Linked DNA regions of Homo sapiens: all the other regions are linked to region 1. Evidence: chromatin loops called from intact Hi-C (ENCODE). Cell type or tissue: HCT116. All regions are shown on one strand.

Evidence for each region. Peaks named below come from ENCODE experiments on the same cell type or tissue, not always from the same donor. Only the 100,000 strongest peaks of a DNase experiment are listed, where the experiment ranks them.
Region 2: a loop joins it to region 1, with 18 times the contacts of the local background. A loop is called at or near these places in 16 of 110 quality-filtered maps.
Region 3: it touches region 1 in a loop (4-fold over the local background); 12 of 110 quality-filtered maps call a loop at or near these places.
Region 4: a loop joins it to region 1, with 12 times the contacts of the local background. A loop is called at or near these places in 29 of 110 quality-filtered maps.

What each region holds. Positions count from the first base shown.
Region 1 is chr6:141,986,764-141,991,763 of GRCh38, forward strand. All of the region lies in intron 1 of LOC105378031 (a long non-coding RNA gene), which reads right to left. Among named protein-coding and RNA genes, the nearest start is that of GJE1, 140 kb to the right of the region's middle. In HCT116, a CTCF peak has its summit at 2,679 (motif pointing right); a DNase peak (open chromatin) is centred at 2,718; H3K27ac peaks cover 484 bases.
Region 2 is chr6:142,205,043-142,210,042 of GRCh38, forward strand. The region is part of intron 7 of VTA1 (vesicle trafficking 1); the gene reads left to right. Among named protein-coding and RNA genes, the nearest start is that of LINC02919, 52 kb to the right of the region's middle. RefSeq lists a silencer at 2,410-2,704. In HCT116, a CTCF peak has its summit at 2,556 (motif pointing left); a DNase peak (open chromatin) is centred at 2,529.
Region 3 is chr6:142,043,049-142,048,048 of GRCh38, forward strand. It overlaps LOC107986654 (a long non-coding RNA gene), which reads left to right. Exons shown (of 3, transcript XR_001744394.2): 3 at 2,928-3,009. Among named protein-coding and RNA genes, the nearest start is that of GJE1, 87 kb to the right of the region's middle. In HCT116, a CTCF peak has its summit at 2,567 (motif pointing left); a DNase peak (open chromatin) is centred at 2,533.
Region 4 is chr6:142,109,677-142,114,676 of GRCh38, forward strand. All of the region lies in intron 1 of NMBR (neuromedin B receptor), which reads right to left. Among named protein-coding and RNA genes, the nearest start is that of GJE1, 21 kb to the right of the region's middle. In HCT116, a CTCF peak has its summit at 2,964 (motif pointing left); a DNase peak (open chromatin) is centred at 2,945.

The DNA.
Region 1 (5,000 bases):
CAGGTTTACAGCTGTGCCTTTGGTTCTCCTGGCTTACGGCTCTCTGCTCCTTTGACCCACTGGGGTTTTGCATCACTCCCTTCATCACTATTGCTTTGAGCATTTGGAAAATATGTACCATCCAGTCAATATCAAGATGGATTTTTAATTTAAGTTTTAGCAGTAAGAAATTCGAAAAAATATATAACAATTTAACCATCAATGCAGTAAAATCTGGAATGCATAAGGAATACAGAAATTGATTCCAATGTTTACTCTAATTGAAAAATAGTTGGCCTCCCCCCACCTTCCCCCAGAGAATGAGGAATACAGGTAAGACAAATTATTTTACATTCCCATCACATTTTAGAGCTGTGGCCAAAAATGTATTAATTGTTGATCTCACATCTAAACGAATGCATACTTACAAATCAATGTGAATGGCCTTGAAAAACAAATATTTAACTTTCTTTGCTCCAAAACAGAAGAGTAAAATACTTCATAGAGGTTCAATTAGCATGACAACATAGTTTATGCACCTTATTTAATAATTTCTAGCTGTTTCCAGAATAAAATTTTAGAATGCTTATTTAGAGCTTTTGAGATTATTGATCACATTGAATTTCCTTATCAAATATCTCCCCAAATACTTCCAAACAACAAGCCCTGAATGTTGACTATGAGTAAATGTGTGTGACTACCGTGTTTGATTTTGTTTTATTTATGTCTTCAGAAAACAAAATCAAACAAAGTAGTCATACACATTTATTCCAACAAATCTTGTGGCATACAAAGGTATTATACTAAAATATTTGTATTTTACTACATTGTGCAGTAGTTGATCCTTATTTGGAGAAGGGAAGACAAGATGCAGACAAATTGGGAAACGTGAACATAAAGGCAAAATAGAGAGGAGCAATGCTTGAGAAACAGCCTGCTAAGGAGTACAGGGCTGTTGACCATAAGGCCTGGGTGGGGAGTTTCTGGAAATGAGCATAGGGACAGAGGTTTCAACCATATAATGAAAGGCATGGAAGGTTTTAAGAAAATATGTGATATAATAATATTCGTATCTCTGATGTTTATGTGAAAATAGATTGAAATACAGAAGATCAGAGCTGAGGAGATCAAGCAAAAGAAAATGAATAAGGTCAGAGCCAATAGGGATGAAGAAAAGGAAACTTGACTATTACAATTTTGATGAACACTATTTTCCAGGAGCCTAGTACACAGTTTCAAGCCAACTGCTTTTCAAAACAATGTCTTATTTCACCTGCCCTAGATGCTCCTCAAGCTCTATTATACTCCCCTATTTATAGATGAGGAAACTGAGCATGAAAAGTAAAAGAATTTCCTCCAAGGTCACACAACAGATAAAGAGATTTTGAATCAAATCTAATTTTGGAGGCACACTCATTGAATAACGATAAAGAGGGAGAAGAGGAAAATGAGTTAATGGTTTTCTTAGCTGCAAATCTAACCTCTAAATCTCTACTTTCTATATTCAGTACCACTTTCATTAAAGTAAAAAAAAGTAATGAATTCTTTGCATTGCTTTTAATTAACTTCATAGGATAATAAAGAAATCACAATGCAGTAAAATGGAGATTCATTAACAAGTATTATAATATTATACTATTTTAGAGTCTGAGAAAGATTCATAAAGTATAATGTTTCTTTCTAATTTTATCTTCTGATTCCAAATACCTAGCACGGTGGACCAGGTGAACACACAATATATTGCTTAATGGAGAGGCTTAAATATCAACTATGCCAATCTCCTCATTTATAAATGAGTAACCTGAGATCCAGCTTAGTCCTGTGACTTGATAAAGCAGGGCATAAAAATCACATCTTCTGACTTCAGTGAGTCCAATATCATTTTTATAAATAGTTAATTTATCTTAATAGAATCATTACCGGGATAGCATAATCAACATTACAAATATGTACTTTCATGTGTAAGAACTCAATTAGAAAAGTATAGTCAATGGATAAAATGTACTTGATAATAAATCTATAAAAACCATTTAGTTGCCATTATAAGAAATTTGCTTGGTTTTAAAATATCCAAAAGCAGGCATTATCCAGAACAGTTGAACAAGTTTATTTATACTTCATTTAATGTATAATTTCCGACACTTGTTTACTGAAACATTTTAACTTGCCTTAGTTCTTTATGGTCATATATGTATATTAAAATTCACACACATGTGAAAATGGAAAAAGGAAATGACTTGCTGCTATCTGATTCTATCTGATTCTGCGGCCCATGTTTCCATTAATTATCATATAATTAGATACCTTCTAACCCCATTGGGTCATAATGGGAACTAGCAAGTTCCAACAGGAAGAATTCTGTTGTTTATTTGAGAATGAAATGTTCCCTCTCAGAGGATTTCAACATGTTCTCCACACAGAAAATATGCTAGTAGGAGACCTTTGAACATAATTTTTATGCATTTACCATAAGTAGCATATGGTTTGGTGTCTTTAAAGGGACCAACCAGACCCAGCCTCACCTTCCTCTTGTGTGGAGCTCCAACAATAGTGTTCTACAAGCATGACTATAAAACCCAAGCAATGTTTTTGCACCAGATCCCAGAAGTAAAGTTTATTAGTCAGTGGAATTCTTGTATTAGATTTCAGAAAGCACCCAACTACCAAACGAGAATGAGGTTCCTCCACCATTCCAGCAGAGGGCACACTTTTAGCAGCTTTTGTAGCTGGTTGCTTCCTGGATGTTTGAATACCAATTGATTTGTCAGCAATGAGCCATTGCAGCAATGCTGTCAAAGTCTGGATCCCTGACTGGTGGCTGCAAACTGTTTATTAACAGCTTGATGCTCATTAAGGACATTGAGCCAGAATATAAGTCAACTGTGTCACTAAGTGTGCTATTTAGCATAGCTGGCATTATGTGTGTTGTGGGAGAGGCAAGACTCTCAATGAAAGAGGCAATACATTGATTTTCATTCTGATGTAAGCCATTTCACTTTTGATTGGGACTTCACAGAATTCTTTTCATAGCTGGCCTCTCTCCTCATTCTGATGGAAATCTGCAAGCTAAAGGCAGTCCTGATGATAGGAAGCAAAACAGCAACCTCAGAAGGATTTCAAAATGATTCATTTTCTTTACAAAAATATATATCATTAGCCTAACATAAGTAAGCGTTGAATATTATGATCTTGAGAATGAAAAAGATATACCTTTAGTGTTGCTGTGACTGAAGATGATATTTGACCCTTTAAAATGCATTAAGTTTCTTTCTATTGGCCTTTTATAGCTTATTATTTCATCAATATTCATATTAAGAATTGAAAGTTAAGAATGTTCCACAGCTCCAAGAAGTTGCTATTAGGTGTGCATATCAAGATGTTTTAAGGAGTTGATTATTATTGACTACATGTTCATGATTTCCAAGCCTGAAATTAACCTTTATATTACATGAGTAAAGGAAAGGACATTTTGTTTTCAGATTTTCCATGGATATTAACCTTTGATGAAAACCAAATTTTTCTTTCTTAATCTGGGCACGGCGGTAATTTTTTAATTATTCAATGTGCTACAATGTTCTAGATTGTCACTGATGCTAGCTATTTCAATACAACAGAGATGCAAGGCTTTAATGACCCTTATAAAATGAATTACATTTGCTTGGCCATTTCTTGGGTCTCAGACATATTTATTTTTATTTTCATGTTTATTTTCAAAAAGCAATTTAAAAACTAAAGTTAACATAGTATAAATAGTTTGCTTTCACATCATATTCAAAGATAAAAGGGGCTGTTTAATGGAGTGTGAGAAACAGCATCAGTTTTATAAAGACTTTTATTATCAGTGTGGAAGCTTTTAAGAACATTCCCTTGTAAAAAGAAAACAATATAAGAAAAATATTACAGTCAACATTTTTTCTGTTGTTTTAAAACTATTTGGCTGTCATGTTTTCCATACTATTCTAGATTAATCAACCATCTCAAAGGGCTATAAAATTGAAACAGAATACTAGCACCATTTTAGGACTCAGAAAGAACATTATGAAGTAATAAGTTATTACACTTTGTGGTTATGTAAAGCTAGTTTTCCTAAAAAAGGCATGGGACTTCAAACTCATAAGCAAGTTTCTTGTAGATTCTCTCAACCTTTCAATCAGATGCTAAATGGCTTGAAAGCAGAATGTTATTAATCAGAGAATAATATGCCAGCTCCTAAAAATGCAATCTATTTGAAATAGTAGTTTCTAGGGTTGGTTGCAGATCAACCACAGTGAGTTATGCAAATTCTAGAAGATTCTTAACATCAACTAAAATAATCAAATACACATTTGAGCACGTTTCACACATTGACTATGTACACCACTGTAGAAATCATTAGCCACAGCATCTATTAATAGTGGAAAATTAGCAATATTATCTGTCTAAAGATAATAAAGTTTCTAAAAAATTTCTTCAATTAACAGTTAATTAATTCCTCCAATTAACAGCAAATTATTTTATCTGTTGCATGTTGAGTTGCTTTGAATTTTTTTTGAAATCTTTAAAATGAGCTTTTAATTGAGCAAAATAACAGTTTTTAATAACTTCACACGTAAATAAATCTAGGTGGTATTACGATATGACTTGGAAAATGTATAAAGTCTAAAAAGAGCAACAATCAGTATCACAAGAGGCAAGGTTTTTACAGCTCTATCTAATTTTCAAAAAAATTTATATATCAATTTTTTCCTTTTATAGATTGTGCTTTTTGTGTCAAGCCTAAGAACACTTTGCCTAGCGTTAGATTTTGCATATTTTCTTCTCTGTTTTTTCTAAAAGTTTTATAGTTTTACATTTTACAACATTTCAGTTTAGAATTCATTTTGAGTTAATTTCTATATATAAGGTAGGACATTTAGGTCAAGATTTATTTTTTTGTCCATGGATATCCAATTGCTCTAGCACTATTTTTTCAATGTACTGTCCTTCCTCCATTGAATTGCTTTTGCAGTTTTGTCAAAAATCAGTTGAATATTTGTATGGGC
Region 2 (5,000 bases), 220 kb after region 1:
TATTTAGTTTCCTCTGTTAATGTCTGCCAGTGTGTTTTTCAGCTTGAATTTTCTGTTCTCCCTGTATGAGTGGGAACTGGCCAATAAGCCTTCCTGCCTCTCAACCATGGAATGAGGAGAGCCTTTTAGGGGTGAGCTGGATATCATACCTACCTTAAGAGTTCTAGCACTGCCTGGGCAGTTTGTTACACAGTTTTAGGGAGATGCTCTTTAAATCTCTTGTCAATTTTCTCTTTTCACTTTTTTCATTCTTTCTCTTCTCCTTTTTAATTTTGTGGATTTATTTCCTTCTGTGTTACTTTATCATTTCATTATGGTTTCAGAAGGAAGAATAGTTAATTATATATGCTTAGTCTACCATCTAGAACCAGAACCCTAGAATTCTTTATCTAAACTGTCAGGCAGGTGTTAGGGCAAAATAATTTTTAAATATGTAAGAACTCTCACATTTTGCCTAGCACATACCTTTTTTAAGGAACTTAACTCAGGATGTACTCCATCAAGATAAGGGTGGTAATCAAGCAAAATAGAAATATGAAATATAAGAAAGGGTGAAATATACTTCTTTAGATACTCCAAAGAAGAAAGATTCTATGATAGCTTTCCCACCTGCTTGGAAAGCAATTGCTCCAAAATTAGAATAGGAAATTGGAGAACTCCCCTCCTTTAAGAAAAATAACATGGATTTCATTTAATATATAGAATAGGAGCTTCAGAATATGAAAGACATAGATAAGATGCCCTAGAATCCTGCCAGTAAGAAAAAAAAGTGAACTAAAACATCTAATTTTGATATTATACAAGAAATCTCAGTTTGGAAGCAAACAAAAATATGCCATGATTTTGAACAGTAATAGAATTATGGAATATAAAAGAAAAGGATTTCATTTGACTTAGACACAAAGAACATTCTCCTTCAAAAGGTAAAAGGCTTATGACAAAACATAGAGTACTTCACTCAGAATGAAATATAAATATCAACACTGACATTTTAACATCATACTGAAAATCCTAGCTAGTGCAGTAAGAAAGGAAAAAGAAATAAAAGCTATAAAGATAGGAAAAGAAAAAATAACACTGTCTTTGTTCATAGATGACATGATGGTCTGTAGAAAATCTGGAAGAATCAATCAAAAAATACACTTAGAACTGATAAGCAATTGTAACTGGATTGCAGTATACATGATTAATATGCAAAAATTAATTGCTTTCCACATAGCAGCACAAAACAAGTGGGATTTGAAATTTAAATACACTTGCCATTGTGTTTGTATTTACATAAATACAATAATCAAAAACAAAATACCATTTACATTAGCATTCCACCAAAAATATTCAGGTATAAATGTAACAAAATACATTACAAGATCTATATGAGGAGAACTACAGAATGCTCATGAAAGAGTCAAAGAATTACATAAATGGAGATTTCGTGATCATGCATAAGAAGACTGTATTCTCAAGATGTTAGTTCTTCCCAGCTTGGTCTATAGATTATGGACAGTTCCCATCAAAATCCCAGCAAGTTATTTGGTGCATATGAACTCCAACTATCTAAAGTTTATATGGAGTGGCAGAAGACCCAGAATAATCAACGTAGTACTGAAGGAGAAGAACAAAGTTGGAGGACTGGCACCACCTGACTTAAAAACATAATACAAATCTGCAGTAATCTAGATAGTATGGTACTGGCAGAAGAACAGACAAATAGATCAGTGAGACAGAGTCCAAAAATAGACCCATACAGAAAAAGTCATATGATCTTTGACAAAAGGAGCAAAGGGAACACCATTGAAAAAAGATACTCGTTTCAATAAATGGTGCTGGCGTAACAGGACAGCCACATACAGCAAAAAAAGTGAATCTAGACACAGACCTTCCACTCATCTCAAAATTTAACTCAAAATGGTTCTGATGCCTAAATTTGAACTCCAAAACTAGGGACTTCCAGTTCCAAAATGGCAGTGTAGAAGCATACTGGCTTCATTCCCCACCAACAGAAAACGAAAAACAAATATACAGCACTGAGATTGACACCAGCAACAACCCAGAGCCCAAGTATGAGGATGAAATAGTTCCTGGGGCCACAGAGAAGTGGAAAAACTCCAGTAGGAGAATCAGACTTCCACTTTCATGATGCTTCTGCCCTACCCTTATGCCCACACAGAAAATCTCCCCCACCTCATAATTTCTACACTGAAAGAAGTAAAATTGAAGTGGTCAACCATCTTCCCCACCTCCTTGGGTTCCCTGGCAGGAGATCTGTCCTTGCCTTAACCCACAGGTAGCATCATGACTGCCTGCAGGGAAAATATCACTGAAGACCAGCAGAGACTATTATTCCCAGCCCCAGAAACTTCACTGTGCAACTTGGCCAAAGGAGACACCAAATCAGAATGGCTGTTCAGCAGTACCATGCTGTAGGAGGTACATTTCCCAGGTCCTGTAGGCACAAACCCCTACCTAGCCTGCCTTCCCACACTGCCAGTGTAATCCATTTGGGACATTCAGCGCTCCAAACATTTACTAGAGCTGAGGCAAACCTGGGCTTATGGCGCCACCTAGAGCTGAAAAGGAGGTAGCGACCTAGCAGTGAAGATTTGTTGAGCAAATATATGCAATAAAAACCAAAACAAGCTGGACAGAGAAAACTGGAATAAATAACTAATTCTTCCAGTGCAAAGACATAGGAAAGACCCACAAGAAACAACAGCAAACAGGGAATCATGACCTTCTCAAAAGGACAAAGCAAAAATCCTGGCCGGGCACTGTGGCTCAAGCCTGTAATCCCAGCACTTTAGGAGGCTGAGGTGGGCAGATTACCTGAGGTCAGGAGTTCAAGAGCAGCCTGGCCAGCCTGGCGAAACCCTGTCTCTACTGAAAATACAAAAAAAATTAGCCAGGCATGGTGGTGCATGCCTATAATCCCAGCTACTTGGGAGGCTGAGGCAGGAGAATCGCTTGAACCTGGGAGGCGGAGAGTGCAGTGAGCCGAGATCTCCCCACTGCACTCTCCAGCCTGGGTGACAGTGAGACTTCCATCAAAAAAAAAAAAAAAAAAAAAAATCCCAAAACTGACCCTAACAAGACAGCAGTTTGTGAGCTCTCTGACCAAGACTTCAGAATAACAATTTTAAGAAAACTCATTGACCTCTAAGATAATACAGAAAAGCAATAAAGACATTTGACAGATATTGGAATAATTTTTCAAAAAAAATCAAATCTTGGAACTGAGAAATACATTTGCTGAACTGGAGAACTCTTTTGAGGCTCTCAACAACAGAATGAAGTAAGCAGAAGAAAAAAATCAGTGAGCTCAAAGACCAGCTATTTGAAAATACACAGTCAGAAGAAGGAAAAAAAGAGAATGAAAAGGACTGGCTACAAGATATAGAAATCTACCTCAGAAGACCAAATCTAAGAGCCATTGATGTTCAAGAGGGAGCTGAGCGAGAGGTAGAAAGCTTATTCAAAGAAATAATAACAGAAAACTTCCCAAAACTTGAGAAAGATATAAATATCCAGGTACAGGAAGGTCTTTTAACACCGAACAGATTCAACCCCCAAATAAGACTACCTGAAGGCATGTAGTAATCAGATGCTAAAGGCCAAGGACAAAGAGAAAGTCCTTAAAACACCAAGAGATAAGAAGCAAATAGCATATAACAGAGCTCCAAATCGTCTGGCAACAGCCTTCTCAACAGGCCAGTAGGTATTGGAACATTTTAAAAAAAAACTGTCATCTAGGAATATTGTGTCCAGCAAAATTGTCATTCAAATATGAAGGAAAGATATAGTCTTTCCCAGACACAAAAGCTGACCCATCCTGCAAGAAAAGCTAAGGGGAGTTCTTCAGTCTGAAAGAAAACACTAATGTGCAGAAGAAAACATTTCAAGGTGTAAAATCCACTGGTAGAATTAATACTATGTATATAATTTTTTAGTATAGAGCAATTTTATAGTATAGAGAATAGAGCAATTAGGCAAAAGAAAGAAATAAAGTTCATCCAAATTGAAAAGGAAGAAGTCAAATTAGCCTTGCTCACAGATGACATGATCTTATGCCTATAAAAACCTAAAGACATCTTATGCCTATAAAAACCTAAAGACTCCACCAAAAAACCGTTAGAACTGATAAATTTAGTGAAGTTACAGGATACAGAATCAACATACAAAAATCAGTAGCATTTATATACACCAACAGCAAATAATCTGAAAATCAAATTAAGAAAGCAATCCCATTTACCATAGCTACAAAAAAATATAAAATACCTGGGAACCGATCTAACTAAAGAAGTTAGTTATTAATAACTAACTATAATATTCCGTTGTGTATATACACTATGTGTATATATTAATAACTAAGAAAAACTATATAAAATTCTGATGAACATAATACAAAAAATGTAATACAAAAAAATATAAAATACCTGGGAATCGATCTAACTAAAGCAGTTAGTTATTAATAACTAACTATAATATTCCATTGTATATATACACTATGTGTATATATTAATAACTAAGAAAAACTATATAAAATTCTGTTGAATGTAATACAAAAAATGTAATACAAAAAATACAAATACAAAAAAAAATACCTGGGAACCGATCTAACTAAAGAAGTTAGTTATTAATAACTAACTATAATATTCCATTGTGTATATATTAATAACAGAAAAACTATAAAAAATTCTGATAAATGTAATAGAAGTAGACACATAAAAAATGGAAAGATACTCCATGCTTATGGATTGGAAGAATTAATATTATTAAAATGACAATACTACCCAAAGCAATCTACAGATTCTGTGCAATCCCTATCAAAATGCCAAAGACATTCTTCACAGAATGACATTTTACCAAAAAAAAGAACCCTAAGATTTATGTAGAATGATAGAAGACCCTGAATAGTAAAAGCAAAACTGAGCAAGAGGAGCAAAGCTAAAGGCATCACACTATGTGACTTCAAAATTTACTACAAAGCTATGATAACCAAAACA
Region 3 (5,000 bases), 56 kb after region 1:
CCCAAATCAGTGGTTCTCAAGCTTGAGTGTGCATCGAAATCAACTGAAAGGCCTGTTAAGGCAGTGTGGGTACCCGCCTCCAGAGTTCCTGATACAGTAGGCTTTGGGTGGGGGCAGAGTATCTGCAGGTTTAATTGATTCCCAGGAAATGTTGATGCTATTGATTCAAAGACACGCACTTTGAGAACCTGTTCTAAGAGAAACCTCTGAAGAACTTTCAAGAGGGGAGAGACTTGCTCTTTGGAAAACTCACTTTTGCTATGGAGTAGAAAATAGATTCAGGAAGAGGAAATGTGGAGGATGCCAAGAAGCAGTTGCTATAGTAAAGACAAGACAGCAGAGAAGGAAAAAAGCAGAGTCCAGAACTCTTGACAGGTGAATGTCACAGATTGCTCTCAAGGTTCTGGCTTGAACACCTGAGTGAATGGTTGACATTATCTGCGATAACGCTGGCAAAGGGACCACTTCCAGGGAGAGGACAGTGTGGGACATGTAAAGGTTGAGTGCTGGTGGTATTCTGGTAAGGGTTTCATACCTGTTCTCTGTGGGGAGAGGAAAGCCCTGGTTTGTAGACCTTGCTAATTTACATGGGGTAAACACTCCCTCTGTGGCCAATGTGATGTGGCAGAAGACGGAAGAGATGTGCAGTAACACACCATTATGTCGCATTCCCACCACAAAGATGCAAAGCCAAATTCCGGATAGGAGTACTGCATAGGAGTTGTGGGTAGACTGAAGAGCACAGTAAGTCACAGTTACAATGGCAATTTTCAGTAAATAAGCAAACCACAGGCAAGGGTCTATTTGTGACACCAGATCACAGTCTAAGTGAGACCATGAGTAACCAAGGCGGTAGGAGCATCAGTCTCAAAAGATGTGCAAGGAGAGGTGTGGACAGGGGCAGTCCTCAAAGAAAAGGCAGTCACAATGGATATACAGGAGATCAGTCATCAGATAGCAGGCTCCTAGCAACCCGTTATGGTTCGAGGCCAGGGTTCTTGTCTCCCTAGAAAAGCAGTAGCTAGATTTATGCAGTGACTTAGTATTAAGGAATAGAGATATTAGCTCACCTAAAAAAGAGCTATGGTATGAGGCAGGAGCTGAAGTAAGATAAGAAGGGCATTCAATGAATATGGGTTTTAAGAAAAGTCGAAAACCTAGTTGCCCAGACTATTGTCCAAGGGATATCACCAGCAAGGACAAAAATGCCCGGATGGATAACACTGGTATGAATCCAGGCATTGGATCAGGGGTCATGCTTTCCAGGTAAGGCTAAAAGAGGTTTTTAGAGGCTGGGAATCAAGCAGAAAGTAATAATTTTACAGCTCATTTAAACTAGTCCATCTTGATTATCCTGCAGAACATCTCGTCCTCATGTATTATCACTGTTCATAGGCAAACAGTTTTTACTCCTAGGACACAGAAGAAGTGTGCTTTATTTAAATGCAGTTTTTGTATGTGTTGCTTATGCTCACTGGTTAGTAGATTTCATGTATAACTAAAATATAATAAACCATAGGCACCATCAAGTCCTAAATACAAAGAGAGAGTCTGAGTGCCCTAATGTTTTTGAAACTATTTATTTGAGTAGTCAAAAATCATCAGTCTACCTTGCAGATGCCAGAGTAAATAAATTCAATGAAATCAATTGCAAATTTATCTGAATTGATAGGAAGGAGGAAGCAGGACAATGTTGTTTTCTATATATTGCACTCTTTTAGACTATTTTGCATTAAAATCCTGTATACTCAACTAAAAAGCAGAAAAATATCTTGGTCTAATTCATGTACTGAAACAAATCATTTTACTTTCCTATTACTTGGATATTTATTGCACTTACATCAGTACAAATTAATTTAATTTGTTTCAAAGCAATAGGAAATTTCAAAAACCAACTTTATATATTTCCATTAAGAAAAAAACTAATAGAAGGAACTGTCTATCCAAAATAACATAACAGACTCAAGGATTTCAGAACGCAGCAATAAGCAGAAAAAAAAGTTTTGTTTTCCCTAGCACTTATTTTCTTTCTTTCTCTTTCTTTCTTTCTTTTTTAATTTTTAATTTCTGGGGTACATGCGTAGGATGTGCACATTTGTTACATAAGTAAACGTGTGCCACGGTGCTTTGCTGCACCTATCAACCCATCACTTAAGTATTAAGCCCAACATGCATTAGCTATTTTTCCTGATGCTCTCCCTCCCTCCACTGCCCCCTTCCCTGCAGAGGCCCCAGTATGTGTTGTTCCCCTCCCTGTGTCCATGTGTTCTCATTGTTCACCTCCCACTTTTGAGTGAGAACGTGGTGTTTCATCTTCTGTTCCTGCGTTACTTACCAGCGCTTATTTTCTAGCACCCTTTGTTGTTTTTACCTAATTTTGGAGACCATTTCTTTAAAAAGAAAAAAAAATCAGTTATTCCGTTTGGTTTCTATAGTAACAAAAACTAATTTCTGGGTTTCTCCATGATCTATGATCATGTTGAAACCAAAGAGCACTCATGGGTCTTGCAAAATTCATAAAGTCCTGAACAAATAGGACTGCCATCTTCTGGCATTTGTCTGAAATGACTGATAATTGTACCAATTCTACATTGTAATCATAAGATTTTTATCCTCATTTTTTCACCTGCTGTTTTTTAACAAAGCATGACATAGTACCTGATCAGACAGTTCTTGGGTGACATCATCAACTTGCAAATAAGCCATTTGTCCCAAAGGGAACATGCAGAAGTGAGGATGTCTTAATATAAATGTTTATTCCAGAAACTTGGAAGAGAAATACATTGGGTTCTGAAAGGATCAAAATCTTTCTGCTTCTTTCAAGGGGTTATTTAATCGTTTTAGAATCAAAATAATTCAAAACATGGGTTGTGCAGTTCAAGGGAGATTTCACCAGTGATTACTATTACAGTGTTTTTCTCTTGTAGGAACGAACAGAAATAGGACTAATGGAAGAGGGCATATAGGATCTGGAGACTTCCTCCCACCCTTTACAGCTGACAGCAGTGAGTTATGAGGTGTTACAGAGTAAAACAGAGTTACCGTAAGAGCTGTCCAAATAACTTATGTCCTTGAATCACAACACCATCTTCAGAAGATAATTCATGTCACAAGTGAATGTTCAGTAATATGGATTTTCTCCAAAACACCATATTTAACAGGCAACATCATTGCGAGGTGAATTTAATGGCAGAGTGCATTATTTAATAGAATTGAACTATACTCTAACATTCAACAAGAGCTGATTAAAATGTATGCATAGTTGATAAAGAAACTTAAATACTGGATGTGAATAGCAAATAATAATCAGAATAAAATTTTAAGATTCAGCCAAATCAAAGATTAAAAAGAGTTAACATTAATATAATTAGAATTTGGATATATTTCAACACTATCTTATTATTACAGACATAATATTACATTAAATTTTAAATGTATAATGCAGATGTTTATTCTACCAGAATAGTTTATTGTAGCAATATCTATTCTTTACAAAATTAGGCACACAAATAATTACTTGAATAAATGAAAGGTTTTGTGAAAACCTTAATTTATAAATTAAAGACTATGTGTAGCCTGCCCCCAAAAGTGAGCTAGAATCTGCTTAATAATTGATTAACTTAAATAACTATGTAACATTATAATATGCAAAGATAGTAGTAATACATCATTATTGATTCTATTTCAACAATATTACCACTATTTGTCTCAAATCTGAAAAAGACCAAAATGGATCTTTAAAGTCTTCTTCCCGGATTATTGTCTCCACAAGAGGAGAGCTGGAATATTATAATCAGCCACTGATCTTGGCTTTATGATCAGTGTGACATTCTGTCCTAGTATAAATCCCCAACTCTGATCCATTGTTAAGTGTATCTGGTTTGTTTACCTTCCATGTCTAAAGATATTTCTCTGCAATTGGTTATGTTACTATATTTCTCTGTACTCTGTTGATTTCAAGTTTCTCTTTCTCTGAAATTTGAGAATTGGTCAGAGTGCCCTTGCTCTCTTTCCAGCTCAAGTAATTTTCCACCTCACAGATTTTCTCAATAAAAGAGTTAATTGTACCAGCCATAAATTTTATAGACAAGCAATGATTAAAGTAAAAAATAAGCACCTAGTAAAATTCTATATATCATATTGAATACTCTGTGTGTTCAATTTATTGCTAAACTATCCTTTGCATTCACCATCTTCTTCAGTTCTCACTCCAATACCCTAGTTCAGGTTCTCCCAGCTATCATCTGTATTGTTCCAGGCAATAATCTCTAACTTGTTTTCCTCACAACTTCTTCCTTCTACAAACCACTGTACATGCTACTTTCATAGTAGTCACCTAAAGAAACAATTCTTATTAAGTCAACAATTGTACTTAACTTGCAGCACAGAACCTTGTCTTAGTGTCCCTTTCAAAGCATGCATTCTGCCACCAACTTGCCTTCTAAGTCTTATTTCCTCAATTCCATTTGGGAAGTCTATGCTCCAGCCAAAACGGACTCATCACCATTCCCAAGGCTTAACAATTATATATCTCCCATATCTCCACTTATTAAATTCTAACTATCCTTCAAGGCCCTACTTAAATACAACCAGCTCTTCATGCCTCTTCTGATCACTCAGCATCAGGGAAAACTCAATCCTTGCCCTCTCATTATTTATATATTTCTTGAGATTTCTAATGCATTTATCAAAATATTACAACTCTCTGTTTAATTCGAGTCAGCTACCTAATTTATTTTATTTACCCTTTCATTCACAAATTCTATAAACACTTGAGCAGCTACTAAATCTCGGTCCACATATCAGGCACTGGTGATAGAGCTATGCACATACTAGAACAGATTTGTGCCCACACGGAACTCACATTGCAGAGGAAAACAGACCATAGACAAGGTAATAGATAAATAAACAAAAAGCCTAGATACTGAGACAAGTTTTATAAAGGAAATAAACTTGGTTATATAAATGTGAAAGTTTCTTTTACCTTGGGCAGAAGAGAT
Region 4 (5,000 bases), 120 kb after region 1:
GGGATGAAATGCTACGATCTGAATGTTTGTTACTCTTTTAAAATTCATACATTGAAAACTAATTCCTAGGGGTATTGTATTAAGAGGTGGGGCCTTTGAGAAGTGATTAGGTCATAAGGGTAGAAACCTTATGAATGGGATTGATGCCCTCATAAAAGAGGCCCAAGGGAGTTTATTTGCCCCTTCCCACATGTAAGGATGCCGCAAAATGGCACCATATATAGATATGAGCCTTCACCAGACACCACGAGTCTCCTTGATCTTGGACTTCCCAGACTTCAGAACTGCGAAAAATAAATTGCTCTTGTTTATAAGTTACTCAGTCTAAGGTATTTTGTTATAGCAGTTTGAATGAACTAAGACAGATGGCTACGACCAAATAGATGGACACAAAAAAAAGTGTTGGCAAGCATATGAAGAAATTCAATCCCTTATACATTGCTAGTGGAAATTTAAAGTGGTGTAGCCGCTTTGAAAAACAGTCTGGCCATTCCTCATAAGGCTAAACATAAAATTACTACATTATCCAGCAATTTCAATCCTAGGTATATACTCAACACAATTAAAAATATATGTCTACACAAAACCTATATACACATCATCACAGAATTGTTCATAATAGCCAAAAAGTAGAAACAACCCAAAAGTCCAATCAACTAATGAATGGATTAAATAAAACATGTTAAATTCATACAATGGAATATTGGATGGCATTAAAAAAGAATCAATAAGCAATAATATGGATGTATCTTGAGAGTATTATGCTAAGTAAAAGAAGCTAATTTTGAAAGATCACTATTGTATGATTACATTTATATGAAATGGAGTGCATGAAATTTATGTGAAATGCTAGAAGAGGCAAATCTAGAGAGATAGAAAGATTAGTGGTTGCCTAGGACTAGGGGAGTTGGGGGGAAATGCTTACAGATGTGGATTTTCTTTTGAGGGTGATAATATTTTTAAACTTACCGTGGTGACAGTTGTACACTCTGTGAACATACCAAAAACTATTTAATTGTACACTTTAAATGGGTAAATGGCATGTGATATGAATTATATATCAACAAAGGTGTTAACTAAAGGAAGAAAGAGAAGGAAGTGGAGGAGGACCTGCCCAGATCATCAGCTTTTCATCTTAACTGCCAAATTCGTTTATAGAAAATCTATGAGAACCCCCCTAACTATGGAGGTTTCTAAATGGGTAATATAGTTTACATCAGTGTCTTTAATAGCTTTGATCAAAATAAAATCGAATTAGACATAGATCAAATAAGACATACTGGCTGCGTGCGGTGGCTCACACCTGTAATGCCAGCACTTTAGGAGGCCAAGGCGCATGGATCACTTGAGGCCAGGAGCTTGAGACGAGCCTGGCCAACATGGTGAAATCCTGTCTCTACTGAAAATACAAAAATTAGCCAGGAGTGGTGGCATGCGCGTGTATTCCCAACTACTCAGGAGTCTGAGGCAGGAGAATTGCTTGAACCTGGGAGGCAGAGGTTGCAGTGAGCAGAGATCGTGCCACTGCACTCCTGCCTGGCCAACAGAGTGAGACTCCAACTCAAAAAAAAAAAAAGACATACCCAATGTCTTACACACTGAAATCACTGAGACACAGGCTTAGCCTTTATACCACCCTACACAACAAAACCTGTTACCTAAGAAGAGGTCATTTATATTAGCAAGGGGCAATGAGTACAACAATCATAATTTCTGATTTGTTGGAACCCAAACAAAATTAAATGATTTTCTTAGTGAGAAAAGTTGCTTTGGTTACATAATAATATGATTTCTCGGAATTTTCCAATTATTAATATTACTTGTAAAAAACCACTAGCTTGTCACTTATGTATTTGTCTCTTAACCTTAGTCGTATTTGAGGGAACTTCTTTAAAATAGTTTTATCCACCCACCGGTTTCAAATAGGATTATAAAAAAGTGAATAAATCATTTTATGCAAATTGAAACATAGAACTGAGATGAGATTGGTTTTTACTGGATGAAAATTGAATAGTGAAAAACTTAGGCTACGAGAAATGTCAATGCTGATTTAATCTGTATAGAAAGGTGACCAGAGAACGTGCATCAGTACGCTCTAAGTAAACGCCTCTGAATTCCCATTTAAAATGTAGCTGTTTCTTTCTTGGTAAGATGGCTCCCAAATAACTTGTTCAGGAACCATCAGGGCACTCCCCAACCCAAAAGTGAATGTCATGTTTGTAGCTTAATTCTTAAACTGAAAAGGTAAGCAAATACTTCAACCCTTTCTAATTAAGTAGCATTTGCTTATTCAAAATATCTATTTAATTGCCACAATACATCTGATTTTCATTCCAAATGTTTAACAGAGTAAAAAAATAGTAATTTTCTGGCTGGGTGCAGTGGGTCACGCCTGTAATCCCAACATTTTGGGAGGCTGTCGGGAGAATCGCTTGAGGCTGGGAGTTCGAGACCAGCATGGGCAAAATGAAAAAGAAAATAGTAATTTTTAAAGTTGGAACACTTGGCCTGAATGGGAAACTGGTAAATAACCTGCTAGGTATTTTTCAAAGATAAGCAGGATTCTAATTTCTAAGCAATTAGTAGCTCCCAAGAATCTCATTTGCATTCGATATTTCATGTTTAACAGAATCACCACAATGTAATCTAGTTTTTCTCCTATTGCAGCATATGTCAGGAAAGCACTTCATATAGGTGAACAACTAGGCTTAGTTTTCAGTGGAAAAAGATGCTTTATTTTTTTCAAATATTATGAAGTAGACAAGAAACAATAAACATTATGCTCAAATTAATATAAAGCATGGATTGGATAAATCTCTCAAATAATTTGATGTGGCATCTGCACTCCTCAAATGAGAGACAGTACAATCAGCCTGCCTTTACTCCCAACATCCTTATTTCTAAACTCAGTAATAAATCCTCTGTGGCAATAGGATTTGACAATTCGATATTGTACGTCTCGTTAGCGCCACCTACTGAGTGCTGGTCACATTTTGTAAATCTCAGTTAAAAATCACTGGCTGAAAATGCAGAAGGAACCAAATCAAAGTAACAAAAGGATGACAATAGAATGATTACATCTCCAGCTTTTTATTTTCATCAATGCTATTTAAGTATAGGTACAGTTACCAGAGCAGTGAATGTCATGTCAGAAAAAGAATTAATTATAAATTACATTTATATAAATATGATAATTAATTTGATTAAAAGAGGATTTACATTGACAAAAGCAAATATTATTAAGCCATACCTGCCTTACCCATCTCACAAAGTTATAACAAAAATTATACAAAATAATTTATGTGAAAAATCCTTGGGAACCACAAAACATTAAAAAATGTAAAAGCATTATTCCATAATGCAATAGCATTTTCATTTTATAATTTTTTTCAAAAATTTTTTAAATGCTACAACTAAATTTATGATACATGCTAGATGCTACTTTTAGGCTCAATTAAGCTTAGCATTTGGAAAAGCTGAAATATATACTTTCAAAGGATGGAAATTTTCTACACTATATGATTTAGAATCTCTTTTATATTGTTTTCTCATTCCTATAAAATAGACAAGCTATTTTATAGCCTAAAGTCATATTTATTTTTCAGTTCTGAAAATAGATTGAATCATACACACTGAGAGTGGCATATGAAGACTTCATTAATAAAAATAAAGTTGGTGATTCAAACTTCTGGTTTTGCTGAAACTGCTAAAGGATTCATGAATCGCATGAGGAACTTAATGTGGTTAAGTATCAAGTTTATTGACATTCAACTGTTGGTGAGGTTTATAAAATAGATTTATTCTATATAAGAGATGTTCCTCTCACAAGCTTTGACTCTTTCATCACCTTTCTGTAGGTCTTGACTGAAATAATAAAACAATATAAAATAATTAAAAATAAAAATGAAGTGATTCCATGTATCTGAATAAATATATTCACTACATTTAGTCTTTCTATCATATACATAGTGCAGGTGGAACACAAGCTTTCAAGAATCAAATGATGCTCACTTTGAATGTTTTCTTATCCACAATAGACAAGAATATCAAGCAGCCTTACCAAATTTGGAAGCAACTATTTAGTTGCTTTACAGATATTTATTTACAGATATTTATTTACAGATATTTATCTGTAAACCTCTAAATGATTGTCATAAACATAAAAGATAACTGCCTGAAATGTTACCTTTTCATAGACTAGGCTTTGACATTTTGTAAATATAAATGTAGCCAAAATATTGAAGTCAATCCAACTTCCCACATGCAAATATATTAATGTGTAACAGAAATCATCCTTTTGCCCAATTCCCCCTACGTGGCATCTTTATGTCCATCCCCCAATCCCCCAGGGGTTTCTCAGCATGAAGAGCCCAATTACAAAATAGGAAAAGCGCCACTCAAAGCCTATATATACATGCAGCTGCAAAGTGTTCTGGAGAGGTTAAAAGACTGATATGAATTTGGCCCACTGCATATAACCTGGAGCAATATTGCCAGAAAAGAGGATTTGAATGAGCCCAGGTTGGAAAAATAAATTACCTTTATGCCTTGAAGGCAATCTCCATGGGTCAAGGCTAATGCCTTTTTCTTTGCTATTGTGTGAGATAATCATCTCTATCACCTTTTTTTCTTTTCATTTTTTTTAAATAACTAGGTGGTTTTGACATTTTTGTGGTTGGTAATCTAATACTTTTTCACAAATTTTCTTTCAGGAAATAGAAAATTTTTTCAGTAATTGAATGAGAATGATGGATCATGCTAATAAATGTCTTTCTCAAAACCTGTCATAACTTTAAATCAAAGTCAGGGTATTAATATGAGACTCCTATATTCCTCATATTTATTTCATGTCAGCATGTGCCTAGCTGATGTCAACAGCAGAGGAAAATAACATCAGGGTTCAAGAAATGTGGTACCATTAACATTTACATGACGTATTGACTTGATAATGAACATCAGTAAACATTTCAGCCAAATATAAATAAAAATGTATTTGTGTC